Regions from separate parts of the Mus musculus genome. Here region 1 is linked to region 2. A link is a loop called in an ENCODE intact Hi-C map of the cell type or tissue named here. Cell type or tissue: heart. All regions are shown on one strand.

Region 1 (8,000 bases), 150 kb before region 2:
TGATAATTGCAGTCCAAGTCAAATTATTATTAGTTCATACCTGGGAGAAACAGTATGTCACACAATGTCACCTTTACTACCCAGTGTTGCCATAATGTCATCAGTCCTTAGCACTAATTCATGATATCAGCATTTAACAAAATTGAAATTGTGTAGGAAACACTTGTCTTTTGCAAAAATCATATCAATCTCAGGATTAAGTGATCATTCTAACAGCTGTGTAATAATTATATAAATAACCAACCACACATATTAGTAAGATCTAGAGTGTGAAGGAATCACCTTAAATTGCATAAACATAGACAAAGCCTTCAGCAACAAGTAATTTCAAGTTGCTATATTGCTTATGCAATCTAAGAGATAAGCCTGGGGAATACTCTGCCGTGTAAGGTGGTGAGAAAAGACAGGAGGATTGAGCACTCAGCTATTTTTAGAAGCCTAACTCTCAACTTAAAACTCTTACCCTGTGCTCAGTGTGTTCTGTGTATTCTTAGCAGGTAATGCATCTGTTTCAGCGTCCCTTCGGGGATAATCTGTTTTGACATTTAAATCCACATAAGCTTTATACAAATGTAATATTTATAATTTACAGAATCCTTGATCAGATCCCATGAACAATTACACAGAAAATTTAAACACCAAATAATACTTAGAAGAGGCAGAATATATTTTGTTAAATTAATAAAATAATACTATAGATATTTATCTCTCTCCCTCTCTCTGTCTCTCTCTGTCTCTTTGTCTCTCTGTCTCTGTCTCTCTCTTGTGTGCTTGCATACATGTGTGTGTATGTGTGTGTGAGTGTGTGTGTCTATGAGAGAAAGAGTAATAAGAAGAGTAGGTAGAAGGAGGAAGGAGAGAGAGAGAGGTTCTTTATAAAATATTTAAAGTTCAATCTAGATTCTTCCAGGTACACCCTTGCATACTCATGGAAACTTATCTGGAAATGTGTAGCAAATAAGTACAGAAAGAAGGATACTTAAAACAAAATATGTGTCCTTAAAAAACAAAAAACAAAAAACGACTTACTGCTTTTGATTCTACAAGCATACCAAGCTGGGAAGATGTCGATTCACGCACAGTTCCCATTGTCAATGAGCTCCTTTAGATTCTCAAAAATAAGAATGAAAGTACATGGGCAAATGTTCGACTTGACATATGGCATTAATAACCCAAGAAAATAACGTGAAGCTGCTTCCCACTGAATGCCAGGCTCGGTCTCTTGAAATCATCATAAGGAAGGCAATTTACTTGCTTTCTTGTTAGAGAAAGAAACTACCCATTTTTTTTTTACTTTAAAGAAATAATTATTTTCACAGAAGTTCTGATGAAAAAAAAACCAGCACACATAAGACAACTCAACTAATATTATCTTTCATTGATTAGTCATTGTTTTTCACGAATCTTATCAAATGATCCCAGAAGTTGATCCTCGAATCCTCCTATGGAATTGTTTGCTTCCAATTCTACTATTGCCATACCCAGTACCCTCTATTTTAGGAATAAGGAACGACAACCAGCATTTCCTGAGGCAGGCATTTACTTAGTACACTTTATGTGGAAGACTGAACTAAAAATGAAACACAATGCCAATTTTGATGGTTAGTAAGTTTACATTAAAGGACACACAGATTACACATATATCATGTCTTAGTACCTCAGTATAGAAGGAAATACCACTGACGATTCCACACACTGTTGTTGACTGCCTTAATAATTAACAGCATGCATTTCTCAGTCCAATGCAGTCAGGGAAAGAAGAAAACATGCAAACTTAAATTTTTTCTCCTGTACTTTGCTTTCATGATTTTCTCAAGTTACTTATCAAATGCTTTAATTGTTCTAATGATTCAATAGTCATCCTACACGTGTCCCTAAGTACTATAGAACTAGATTCACATTTGAGTGTATGCATAGATCCACCTCAGGCTGGTCTAGAGGAGATTCAGTGTAATGAGATCCCTTATGACCAACAAACATCTTTTCCTCACACTGAGGAAAACCATGGAAGGAAAGTACTCTCCCATGGGAGAATGAGACAAAGAATAGCTCATAATAATCTTCCACACTATGTTATAAAGGACTCAAAATTATCTCTACTAATTCTCTTTCATTCAGACAGGGAAGACATTACCATGAATGATAATGTCTTTGGAAGACCATCCTTGAGACATCTGTACATTAGCATGAAGTCAGCATCCAAATGCTTTCATGTTCCAGAAGTTTCACAGTTGGCTCCAACTGTGTCAACAACAAGGATGTCCACATCCTTGTTGGATACAATTATAAATACCAATCTGAAAATACTCCAGTCTGTTTCATGTTTTTTTTTTCAACATTATTGGAGAATTAATTGTATAATCTGAATGTGTAAATTAAGTTAAAATTTTTAGGCAGGTAGCTTTCAGAGAAATAAGAAGCAAGAGAGTATTAGGTACATGGATACAAACACAAGATAGATAGAAAAACACAAGGAACATCCTAGCTGTTATTCTTTATAGGGAAAAATAAATGGCATAGAATTGAAAGTAAAGATCTGATTTATTTAGAAGAAAGGTGGAACTAAAGCTCTGTGAATATCTCAGAGTTGATTTGGGAGGTTGCAGTTGGTATGGGATGACATTGGCTTGTCTTATTTTATCACTGGAAATATAATGTACAGTTAAAATAGTACATAGCTCAGAAAGTTGTTTCCCCTCTGTACTTTAGGGCAAGTTTGTTTTTTTTAATTAGGTATTTTCATCATTTACATTTCCAATGCTATCCCAAAAGTCCCCCATACCCTCCCCCCCCACTCCCCTACCCACCCACTCCCACTTTTTGGCCCTAGCGTTCCCCTGTACTGGGGCATATAAAGTTTGCAAGTCCGATGGGCCTCTCCTTCCAGTGATGGCCGACTAAGGCCATCTTTTGATACATATGCAGCTAGAGACAAGAGCTCCGGGGTACTGGTTAGTTCATAATGTTGTTCCACCTATAGGGTTGCAGATCCCTCTAGCTCCTCCATTGGGAGCCCTGTGATCCATCCAATAGCTGACTGTGAGCATCCACTTATGTGTTTGCTAGGCCCCGGCATAGTCTCACAAGGGACAGCTATATCAGGGTCCTATCATCACAATCTTGCTAGTGTATGCAATGGTATCAGCGTTTGGAGGCTGATTTAATAGAAAAAGGTAATAGAAAGTTTGATTCAAGATGGAAAATTGAGTGGGCATGGTTCCATCTTGAGAATAGTAGCATTATTTGGAAACATAGAGTTGAAATGACTGCTGTCATGAGAGTATAAATGAGGTATTGCTAGCATTATTGTCATTAATGCTGCACAATAACATCAGATTAGTCTTCTTCTGGCATATACTATTATAAATGCAAATGCAAAGATACTCAGGTCTGTTTCAGAGGCATATTTGGTTTGTGTGTGTGTGTGTGTGTGTGTGTGTGTGTGTGTGTGTGTCTGTGTCTGTGTCTGTGTGTCTATCTGTGTGTGTGTTTGGTTGTTTTTTGGGGGAGTTGTTTGTTTGTTTATTTTTTAACCAACACCATTGAGGAATTAATTGTATAATGTGATTGTGTGAATTATGGAAAATGTAGATAGATAACTTTCATTGAAATAATAAAGAATAGAATATTAGGTATTTAAGATGGCACCTCTAATTATACACATAACAGGGATAGGAATTTTGTTATGATAGTGTTTTACAAGATAGCATTATTAGAAAGGAAAATAGTATGGTATTTCTAGAAAAAAATTTGCAAACCAACTGAAGCATTTTCAAAATAATAAATTTTTCAATTAAATTTTCATAGAACTGATTTATGATATAGTGCCTTTTTCAGAAAGCACAGTGACTAGCAGAAACTCTATACACCTAAAGCAAGAGATTTGAAATAATATTAAACTAGGAATCGCATATCTCAACTACTTCCTAAACTTAAGAAAAATAAATACATATCTGAGTCTTATATTGACCTCGAATGTTAGTTCATAAATTGGACTTTTAGAAAAAAAAGAAGTTCCTGAAAAATATTAATGGCCAGTTTGCTATTATTACCTCAGTATAATATTACATTGAAAGCTATCAGAGAAGCTATGACATATTCTTCTCTGAGCAAATGGAATTTCATAGAGTCTTAGTGAAATAGTCCCATAGAGTCTTAGTTAAACCTGAGAATGTTATAAAATATCTTGCTCTCATCAAACAGTTATTTGTTAATCTTTCCTTCTTCATCCCCTTTTCTCATAAACAACAAAATATAAAAAATTGTTTTACTCTCAATCACATAGGTAAACAGAGTTGAATAAGAATCACAAAAATAAAAGTGCTCATTCTCTTGGCCTTTAATCCAGTCTATTTGTCTGCTCAGCTTTAGCTGGGCCTCCCAGACTTTATCCAAACTGAACTTACAGGTCCAAAGCCTCCCAGCAGTAAAACTTACTTCCTCCAAATCTCCAACTGTGTTTGATCTCATTGGATTGGCTATCTGTTGTATTTCCTGTGTTTCTACTGGATGAATCCTAGTGTTCTAAATTAAATATGATGAGCTTTCATTTACCAGCCAAACACCAAATAGTTAGCAGGTTGAAAAATGAGCATTTGCATACAGTAACCAATAAAAGGATCATAGATAACAATTAAAGAAGTTTCTTATCTTATTTCTTTGTCATGCACAGAAATTGTCCAGGCTAAAGCTCCAGGCCATCTTACATTATCAATTAAGTAAGACATGTTTCTGCTCCCTTCTATAGTCATGAGTTAGTAGTATGACACGACTTGGGATGATAAATAACAACCATGCTTGTCTTTTAATCATGGACCAAACAACTATAAGGTGATGTATTTTCCTTCCACACTAATGCTGAAACTAAATTACATCTCTTTCATCACGTCTACCAAACAACTAGATACCATTTTGTCATATGTGGTAGATGGTGGCTAAAACCAAATCTACCCATTTTCTCATTCACCCTCCCTATATTCTAATTCTCCTCTTTACTTGTGGAGTTGTAGGTGTCATTAGTTGCTTTGTTTTTGAATAGTAGAATATAGTTTTCCCTCCACATTACCTCATTTTCTTTCTTTTTCCTTGGATTACTACAATTTTTTTGACCAACTATAGTAATATACAATCTTCATTTTTTTCTCTTATTTTTGAGATTATATTTTTGTCCTTCCTTTTCCTTCCTCAAAACATTCCTATATAATCCTCGCTGCTCCCTTTCCAATGCATGGCCTCTATCTTCATTAATTATTATATGCATATATGTATATGTATATGTATATGAATACACACACACACTTATTCCTACATATAATCTGCTCAGTCTGTATAATGTTACTGAATGTATGTTTTGAGGGCTGACTATTTGGTATTGGATAACCAACTGCCGTGGTCTTCCTAGCAGTTGGTTATTTGCTTTGTGTAGGGTTGTAGGGATGTTTGGTAGATGTGTCCATTGGGAGTATGCTTCACAACTCTGTATTTTTTAAGGTTGTCATTTTCTGTAATGATTTCACTCTGTTGAGAAGAGAGATTTCTCCCTTCATTTTAACTCCTTTTCTAGTCCATTCTCTGTTTTAAACATAACCTTGTTATTGATTCTCTGGGAGTTTCAAATCACGTACCTGGATCATAGTCACTTCCCAGTCTTTCCATGTCCACCACCCTTTGTGACCTCCCTCTCAAAAAAGTAAAAACAAAAATAGAACTTAAAAAATGTCCAATTTGTGTCATCTAGGTACTCAATGGAGCATGGTCAAACTCTCAGTGGCCCTATTAGAACTGAGTCCTTCTCCTTCTGCACATCCACCAGAAGCCATCAATTGTAAAGAGCTACTTTTAGCATCCCATCACACTTTTAAGAGTTCTCTTTTCTGGCTTCCTGCCTAGACTGTTATTTTTGGGGAGAGGGGTGCCGGGGGAGGGATTGTCACAGAAGCCTTCCATGTCTCTCCTCAATTGTGTATCTACAGTCATCATATCACCGCAAAAAGAGCCTCCTGGCTCTTCGCAGTCAGCTGAAGTGTGGAGCATGGTCCTCCAAATGGTTCCTGGCTACAGCAAAGACCAGAAAATACAAGCCCCTGCTGCAGCTGGATTAAAGAACATGACAAAGTCCTCAGAGGCTGCCCAGACCACAGACATCACCACAGCTTCAGGTGGCAGCGATCAACACTATCCCCTCCTGCACAGTCCACAGATATTAATGTGGTTTCAGGCTATTGCACAACCTGAAAGGCCTTCAGTGTGCAGGCCAGCCCAGCTGGCTTTTGAGCCATGTGCCCACCCTAAAGAATATTCTTTGCATCCATCAGAAGCAGCCAATGTTATCAATTCCAGTTCAAAGTTATATCATGGTTTCAAGTCAAACTTTCCATGAAAATCACAAGGAGCTGGCAGTAACTATCCCTTGCCTCTGTATTCATAAACACTAAAGTTCACCCTCCAAGAACATAAGCCTGCTCTGTCACACTGAACTACTTCCTGCTTCCTTAGCAGTTGATTCAACACCCACACTTTTTACAAGACGTTTTCTCTGACTTAATACGCTTTCTGGTTTTGCTCTTTTTCTGGCTTCTACTACTCTTTCAAGATGTAAGTCAACATGGATAGTTATCTTGATACCCCGCCTAACAGTCTGTTCCAGTTTTTAATCTCTACGGCAACCAGAAATTATGTTCACTTTTCATTTGTCATATGTCACCTTTATAATATCCATTTGCTTTTCCAGTATAAATAAAATCACCATGACAGGGCCCACATAATAAACATCTCTATAACAGTTATTGAAACCAATGGACTCGAGTGATGAGAGTTAAGTATCTAAATAACATGCACACTCATTCTTCTCTATGGTATTACTCTAGCTAGACTGAATTGCGTTGTGAGCTGGAACTCTGCTGAGCCACAAAGAAAGGCAGGATTTCTCATTAAGGATTCAGAATATTTTCCCTGTGATTGAAATGTGAACTTTAAAGTTATTGAAATTAAACAGATGTCCTCAGCAGTTTGATCAACTGTTCTGCCAATTAATATCTGTATAGCAGATGTCATAAACAATTCAGCATACATTTAAATACTGATATAAAATTGAAGTAATATGTAACATTTCCATTTTTTTAGATATTCATTTTCTCGTGAATGATTTATTAAGAGTCCATATCATTGGCTATATTTTCCAACATTACTTTCAAACATCTTTCTCCTTATTTGATTGGCTCTCAGGAGGAAGACAAACATCCTTTCATAATGAGATCCTGTTTTTGGACCCAAAGTTCAGAGCTAAATTTGGAAGCACCATTAATAAGTCAGATACTATCATTTCCATATTTTCTTCACAAAACAAGGGTGGAATGCATGCCTGGTGTATATAAATTGCCCTTAAACAAAGATCTTTGAAACTGTTAGTAAAAAATATGGTCTGTTATGCAGATGTAAAAGTGTCATTAGCCTAGCAAAAATGTTGATTATTGTGATGATTATCAGATGATCATGCTGATAACAGAATGATAGACAATATGTACATAAAAAGCCAGATTGCCTGCATATTATTGTTATTTCACATAGTGCCTTTGACTTATATAGTACAAATAAAAGCAAGTAAGAAATCCTTTTTCCTTTCAGAACATAATTAATCAGATAAAATTGCTCTCAATTATCTCCTTTTTTTTTCAAGGCAGAGAATAAAACACAGAAGTCTTTCCATATGAGAAAACAGAGGCAGTGTTTGTGACAAGTTGATCCTTAAACTTGTTCTTTCCCTTTCCAATCCTCATGCTTCCAACAAAGTTAAGAAAGCACAAGACAGTACAAATGCTTGAAACTTTTCTCTATGTATATCTTATATCATCTTATAGGATAATTTAGAATTTTTCTTGGCTTCCCAGACTAACCCCATATATATGGACAAGATAAGAATATTATAGATTAAACTTTAAGGATGCTTTCCAGAAATCCTGACATACTTCAGAGCTCGTGTCTCTAGCTGCATATGTAGCAGA
Region 2 (8,000 bases):
ATTTGAGGATACAGGATCCCACAGCCTGGGAGCACATGCCAGGCAGTGATTATGTTATCTTACCTCAGAATTAAATATCACTTGATTTTAGATTCAAGATCAACAGTAAGCTATCTGAAACTTTTTGATCCAAAAGGCAGCACAAATTGTTTCTTCCCTGGAGCTATGAGGGAAAAAAAGAAATTTCACCCAGCCAGCCTTCTCTAGTGTGTTCCTAACTGTATTCCAATGTTTCCAGGAAGTACTAGATAAGAGTGGGAGGTGGTGATACAAACATACAGTGTCACTCTGTCTGGAAGCCAATTTTAGAGACTGCCTGACTTCTGAGTCATAATAGTTCATCAGAACTTGAGCATTTACTTTGTCCAGACAACATTCTGAATGGTTTACAAATGTCAATACTTTTAATTCTTATGTAATGCCACCAAACTGATGCTATTAGTATCTTAATGTCCAATAGGAGAAAATGGAGGACAGAGAAACGAATGAACTTGACCAAAATAAAATGGCTGACACAGAACAGGCTTGGGTTTGAACCATGTAATTGTGCTCCAGAGTGAGAGGAAATATGCACAAGACACTTTCATTATATTGAAATGAGAAGAAAGTAATAGGTTAAATTAAGAGGAGTATGTGAATATCATATTCTTGGAACTCTGTGGTTTTTAACCCCCTGGATTAGAAAAAATAAATTTAATCTATGAGCACAGCCATAATTATAATTGTAAGATAGTCTCTACTCAAGACAGTCTTTCAAACATAAAATTTTCTAAACCTAACTTTAGATATATGTCCATGAAGGCCAGGGTAACTGTTCAACACTCACAAAATTGATCAATTAATAGAGATATAAAATGTGAAGAAATAGAATTTAAGACTTGAGTATGCCTTTGAAATTTTAGCCAAACTATTAGTTTAAAAAATGAAAACTAAAAAAAAAATAATTTTGTGAAAGGCCAAATGAATTGCTAGTAGTTGAAAGAAATAAACATTTTTTTCTTTTTTTTTAAGATTTATTTATTTATTTTATGTAAGTACACTGTAGCTGTCCTCAGATACTCCAGAAGAGGGCATCAGATTTCGTTATGGATGGTTGTGAGCCACCATGTGGTTGCTGGGATTTGAACTTGGGACCTTTGGAAGAGCAGTTGGCGCTCTTAACCACGGAGCCATCTCGCCAGCCCCCAACATTTTTTTTCTTAATGCCAAACAATAAATATTGTAAAACTTTCCTTTATGACAAACAAACTGTAAATACAGTCCTCTTCACACTTTAGGTAAAATGTTCAGCAGTTCCTGCCCACTAAACACGAGCCAAAAAACTCATTTCTTGGAATATGATGGAACGCCTCTTAAAGGTAATACTAGTTGAGAGAACTCAATGCTGGCAAGTCCTATGACGCCCTTGTTTGCTTTTGCAGATGTGAGAGAGCCATAAGCAAAGACAAGTCTGGCTTGAGTAGAAGTCTGTATCATTCACTGAAGAAAGGAGTAAATGACTGAGGAAGATCATGTCACCCATTGGCATCCACATGTATCTGAAAAGAAGTCCATGTGCCCCTCCCTGCATGCATGTGAAAACGTACATGCATGCGCAACACAGATGCAGAATGAGGTGAATTTCATATCACTTTGGCCAAGGATTGTTCACATTCCAAATATAAAATAGTTTTAGAATACTTATTTTCACATAAATTATTACATCTCAAATGCAGCATATGTTCACTCTGGGATAGCATTGTCTACCGAGGAGCACCATGACAAGAGATCTTGGCTCCCACCTCAACGTGCCAATGACCTAATCCTTCTCTGAACTTCTGGTTGTGACTGTGGTAGTGATACTGATACCATTGATGAACAGGAATTTCTTCGCAAACTTTTTTCTTTTGACTAGATTTTACTCAGTTTTGTATAATCAGTTCAGGGCTCACCCCTTCAAGAAATACCCACACTATCTGCCTTGCATGTCACATTATCATTTAACACATCATTCCAGCCTCAAGCCTATGCTTTTAGCCATCACTAAATATGGATTAAGGGATGGTTAACGCCTGCATGTTCACCAGTCACTGCACATTCTGAACTGTCCTGGTGTTATCTCATTTGTCTCATACTTGGTAATGATGTTTTCACTGTAAGATTTTTGGCAAGCTTCAAGACCTGTATGTATGAAGAGTTAGAACATTTTATTGTGTTTCAAGGTTGAAGAAATGCAGGATTGTGTGAAGGTAAAGACAGTAAAATTGTCAGGAGAACTTGTTTCAGGATGCAAAAAAAAAAAAAAAAAAAAACCCAAGTATTTAAAATGTGTTATTTGTAGCTAGATTTGGTTTTAATTTGTTTTTCATATGGATGTCAAGGTTGTGAAAATAACTTTTCACCATTGCAATATATTTACTGTTTTGTGAAAACTCTACTGGGTAAACTTTCCTGTATCTCTATGTGTGTGGATTCCTAAGTCTGTGTGTGTCCCATTCATCTGTCTCCTTATTTTTTATACCTGCAGAATCTAGATTACTAAACCATGGTAGATTTTGACATCGGACCATATCAGTTATTAAAGTTAAAAATTCTGCAGTTATTTGAATATCTATTGAAAATAAACTGAGATTAAATGAATCTTAGATGTAAGTATAAGAGAATGAAGAAGGTGGTAAATACAATTGAGGAAAGAACACAATGGAAGGGAATATTTTCCACGCATTTTGATATTATCATAATTTATTAGTTTTCAAAGGGACCATAAATATCTTATAGAAAAAATAATATCATCTACTAATTAGGCATTGATTCTCAATTAAAACATAAATTATTATGTTACATTTCAATGCTCTTTAGTAAGTTTTATTACATTCTATTAAATGTTGTAATTCAAAATATTCTACTTACTTGGGCATAGATATTTCTGGGGTAGACTTGTAACTTGGAGTGGTTTAGTTCCTCTATAACATCTTAACTAGCATGAGAAAATGCACAACTACATTGAAATATGTATGTATATATAATGTATATGTATGTATGTATGTATGTATGTATGTATGTATGTATGTATGTGCATACATTGGGTAATCTACAATGCTACCCAAATCTATTAATAATAGGGATTTAAAACAACCTAGATAATGTCAATGTAATCATAAGTGGGAACAAAAAGATTTGGAAGTAGAAAAAAGTGTTTTATTGCCTACTTAGATACCTTCACTAGAAAATAAATAATGGAGAATATCATTTGCTTCACTTTGAATCACAGGCCTAATTTTCACTTTGTATATTTTACTCAAAGTATTTGCCCATTCATGTACCTTAATATTGTCATTTTAAAATACAATTTAATAAAATCATTAGTTATTTAACCTTAAAAATGCATAACTAATTTGAAAATAACATGCCTTCACCCACATCAAGTTCTTGCATTGTCAAGAAGACATGTTTTACCTATTCCTAATTGTTTTCAGAATGCTGACATTAATAGTCCTCATAGACAGACACATGCAAACAGCTAAAGCCAGGGACAGATGGACAAAGACAGAGGCACTCCCTACCACACATGCACACACACACACACACACACACACACACACACACACACACACACACACACACACTACAGAGGACACAGTGTGTGACATTCATACGAAGAACCTGCAAGCTTTCCCATCACAACAGCACTTATCCCTGATGGTGAGCCATATTTAGCAAGACAGGAAAGCTGGGAAATGTCTGAAACACCTGGGCAGACTTCCAATGGGAATACCCGCCCACTTAGCAGAGACAGGGAACCTCATTTAACCTCACTACTGCCAACTGGATGATATGGGTGAGCAAGAGAATCTGTTCTCAGGCTTTCCAGTCTCTATGGTGGGGAAGCAACTTCAGCGATTATCCCCTACTTTCCAGTAATTCGGTGTATTGCTGCTCTTCTCTGGACCTGGTACAGAGACATCAGAAAGCTCATTAACACTTGCAGACCTCTTAGGAGACCCTTAAGAGTGTTTCAGTGGCAATTTACTAAATGGTTTCCCGTAGCGAGATGAAAGTGCTATCTATCAGACCACCCAAGTGCCTCAAAGTCCTAGAGCTCAGAGGCGAAAAGTGACCTCTCTTTGCTCTGGTATAACGATAACAACTGTTATTCTTCTCTGCTTTTCAGTTTCTAGTATTGCATCAAGCTATTGGACTATGATTAGCTGCGATGTTAATTTCGGGTAAAGTGATGCTTCTGCATCATCTTCCTCAGAAGAAAGAATGATCAGTTGTACTGCACTGGTGATGACCAATGGATAGAGCATCCGCAGCCTGTTTCCCAGTCATCTACTGAACAGGAAGAGTGCTGGGTGTAGTCATGTCTCATCAAATCCTATAGTTTAGTTTTCTTAATGGAATTGTAGTTTCACTGAAATGTAAACTGAAGAGCTGCTCAGGACAGTTTATGAACATCTTAGTTGACTAAGTTTCACTTTGGACAATGCCACCAAAAGAGCATTCTAGATGTTCATAAATAAATAAAGATAAATAGATCCATTTTCCACGCATAAGATTCTCTACTCCTCCAAACCACAATTCTATTGCAACACTCAGCTGTTCTCTCAACTATAAATAGCAGATCTCTCCTTAAGTGCTCCCAGTCTTATGTTAGCCCAACCAAGTTCACCATTTTCCTCACCCTGGAATATTTCCTGGATGCCACTCTCACTGCCTTCTATTTTAACAAAGAAACAGAAACTATATAGGAAGCAGAATAAGAGTACATGGACTGGAGGAGAGTGGTCTATAACATAACGGAATTAAAATGTCTATTAGTCATCTGAAATTGATCTCTGGGCAGAAGTGGAAGTGAAATAAACATGTAGATGTCTTGGTTATTAGAGTTGTGGATGTGTAATGAGTTAGGCCAGGGAAAGCAATGAGAAACAGGTAATAGAGGGAAAAAAACGTGATTATTTTTCCGCTAATAAAGACCACTTGATGTAGAAATGTGAGTGAATCCGAACTTCTAAAACCTAAAACCCTGATGCCTTCTAACATTCAAGCTGTCAGGACCAGTCATGCACATGGACAAATGCAGCCTTCAGCACTGTATAATTGTGCCCAGGGGCTTCACTGGGAAGCTGGCCAATTTCACAGGGTAATCACACTGATTTATAGGTTAAGAATTAAGTGCCCAAGAACCCTGTAGAGTCTCAATTGCTTTGTCCAATTTTGTTAAAATATGTTTTCACTTTTGGTTATTCCATATTAAAACCTCAGTAAAACATTGCATGCTTCTTGAGATACACTTAAGGTGTAAATTAGTGGAATAAACATAACTTTGAAACCCCAAGTCAAGCATTCTTTTCTGTTTATATGTCTTAAGAATTTTATTAATTTATAGCTTTTATTTGCCTTTATGTGAGACAAAAGGAGCCAATCAGTCTGTTATTATTATTTTAACTTTCTTTGTTTCTTTCTTTCTTATTATTGAGATGACATCATGTGGTATTGGCAGGCTTCTACCACACTATGAAGCTAAGAATGTTAGGATTATAGATATGCACTATTTTGTTACATTTTATGAAGTGCTTGGCCCAGGGTTTCTTTCATGCATGTTAGGCAAGCTCACTACTAGCTGAACTCTGTGTTTAACATCTTTTGGACAATAGTAATCTTTGTCTCTTGAAGTTACTTAAATATTTGAATGAGGCAGTACCTGAGAAGAAACTAGAACATAGAGATGATCAAAGGAGTTATTTCAGGCATGGTGGGTGACTTATGCCTATGATTCTAGCATTCCAGAGCTGATAGGAGAGAATGTCTATAAGGTGAAAGCAAGTTTGAGTTACCCGATAAGTTCCAGAGCACCCTCAGCTACAGAATCAGAGAAAATTATTTTATAAATGTATCCTCCATACTAACTACATGCAAAGGCAGTACCTAATACCAGACTTTATTGTATAAAGAGATTTAATCTGATTTTTTCAGTTCAAAATAAACCCAGCTAACTAACAGGAGAAGCTCAGATAAATACTCTGTACAAATAGCCATGCAGAGAACATGTATATGGCCAGCAGGAAGGTTGCTTTGTTTCTCAGAGCAAGAGAGGAGAACCTGACTATACTAGACGAGACTGCGTTTTCTCCCAGATTGCCAGGTGGGGACAGTTTTGAAATACTTAACCCTATGTGGCATGAGGCTGCCGTGACTAAGAAATGATGCACAAAGTTCCGCGTAGGTTATGCGTTTTTCCCCCACAGAAGATAGTCCATAATTTACATCAGAATTATATACTGTAGGGAAAGTTGCTGACTGGATGAACAAAATTAAAATAGACACAGAACTCTCGCATCATCTGAATTAAATTTAGAAAAGAATTTCAAAGGAGATGAGAAAGCTTGGGGAAAAAAATTGAGTGTCTGATGTTTCTCCCAAATTAGAAACAAAAACTAATGTTTCCATTTGCATGGGTGCTAGTTTGTTTTTGTTTTGTTTTGCTTTTTGTTTGTTTGTTTGTTTTTTGTTTGTTTTTGGTTAACCTAAAAAAGTTTGGGAGTTCAACCTGACAAACTAAGGGTGGGAACAATAAGCCCAGCCCCAGCCCTGTCGTTGAGGCCAAGACTAATTCACAGGCTGTTTCTATGCAGATGGTGCCATGCAGTGGTGCATTATCTGAGGAAATAGAGATTAACATTAGGAATTAAAAAAAAAAATCAAGCAGCTTCAAATGCCTATAATGCCTATCGTGTCAGAAAGTTCTTAGTCCAAAATCTTAGTGAGGTCACTGAGTTTTGCTGGTAGGTAACTGGGTAAAGGGTTTGTGGTATTTTAGAGTCTGATGACCAAGGTCATGAGTAAGTAGCTTGGCCGTTTGTTAATCCTTCAGGCAAGTCACACAATCCTTTTCTTTTTTCTCCCCCAACTTTGGAACATTTTAATCAGACTCCATCATAGATGCTAACATGAAAAATTCTTTGCTCTCTCTCATCAATGTCATTCAGGGACAATATACTCACCAGACACAATAACGACTTGAAAGTAACAATTTGTCTAGGTTTTCTTACAATTCAGCAGCTCCGGGCATATATAATAACTAGTCATTATATATTAACTAACTCCACAAAAATAGTAACAGTCTTAGGCACAATATCACAGATTCACCCTTCCCTCCTTTCTATTTTCTTCTTTCTACCTCTAGTATCCTGAAGCAACAACAGTTGACCATGCATGAGTCAGTGCTAGGCCCTCTGCATAAGTGCTGTGGTTGTTTCGATGAGGTTTTTGTTGCTTTCCTAAGACTGATAGCATGGATGTCTGTGACTCTTTGGCTTGCTCATGGGACCCTTTTCCTCCTGCTGGATTGCCTCATCCAGTCTTAATACCAGGGTTTATGTTTTGTTGTAGTACATCTTGTTATGGCATGTTTGAGTGATATTTATGGGAGGCCTGCCCATTTTTGAAGGGAATCAGAGGAGCCTTGACTTTTGAAGGAGAGGGAATGTGGAGACCCAGAAGAGGGGAAAAAAGGGAGGCTGTGATCAGAATGCATTTTATGAGAGAGGAATAAAGGAAAAGGCAAGAGTCAGAGAGACCCATAAGTAATCAGGGTGTTAAGAACATTTCTTAAAAGATTATTTATACTTGATATGATACAAAGGGCTAAATTTCATTGATCTTCTATTTTTGCCCCTGAAAAAAAAAAAGCTTGGTGCTTATTAGAGTAATTTGAAACAAGAAGCTATGTAAATAAAAATTAAACTCTTCAAGAGTACATAGGAAATGGGTACAATGTTAGAAGAGATTCATTTTTTCTATTTTTGTTTTCTTAGTTTTAACTAATGAGAAAGAAAAGTTACAAACTGAGTACGCCTCTGCAGTGTAAGTAGTGGATGACTATTCACACTGGCTAGTCTACTTTGGGCTTTGGGTAATGGAAAGCATATCTGTATTCTGATTTGCCTTATCATAATGAATATATTTTTCTTCTATTATTTAGAATAAAGATATCCAAAGAAGAATTTCACCCTCAT

Evidence for each region. Hi-C counts contacts between places; a loop is a spot of excess contacts. Peaks named below come from ENCODE experiments on the same cell type or tissue, not always from the same donor. Only the 100,000 strongest peaks of a DNase experiment are listed, where the experiment ranks them.
Region 1: it touches region 2 in a loop (2.1-fold over the local background); 3 of 42 quality-filtered maps call a loop at or near these places.

What each region holds. Positions count from the first base shown.
Region 1 is chr13:117,851,044-117,859,043 of GRCm38, reverse strand. All of the region lies in intron 3 of Hcn1 (hyperpolarization activated cyclic nucleotide gated potassium channel 1), which reads right to left. Among named protein-coding and RNA genes, the nearest start is that of Gm3474, 100 kb to the left of the region's middle. In heart, no CTCF peak of the experiment used is centred here; no DNase peak of the experiment used is centred here; H3K27ac peaks cover 527 bases.
Region 2 is chr13:117,703,286-117,711,285 of GRCm38, reverse strand. The region is part of intron 2 of Hcn1 (hyperpolarization activated cyclic nucleotide gated potassium channel 1); the gene reads right to left. 4933413L06Rik (RIKEN cDNA 4933413L06 gene) reads left to right here. Exons shown (of 5, transcript NR_045508.1): 4 at 1,422-1,615; 5 at 4,151-4,522. Among named protein-coding and RNA genes, the nearest start is that of 4933413L06Rik, 13 kb to the left of the region's middle. In heart, a CTCF peak has its summit at 3,805; a DNase peak (open chromatin) is centred at 3,725; H3K27ac peaks cover 555 bases.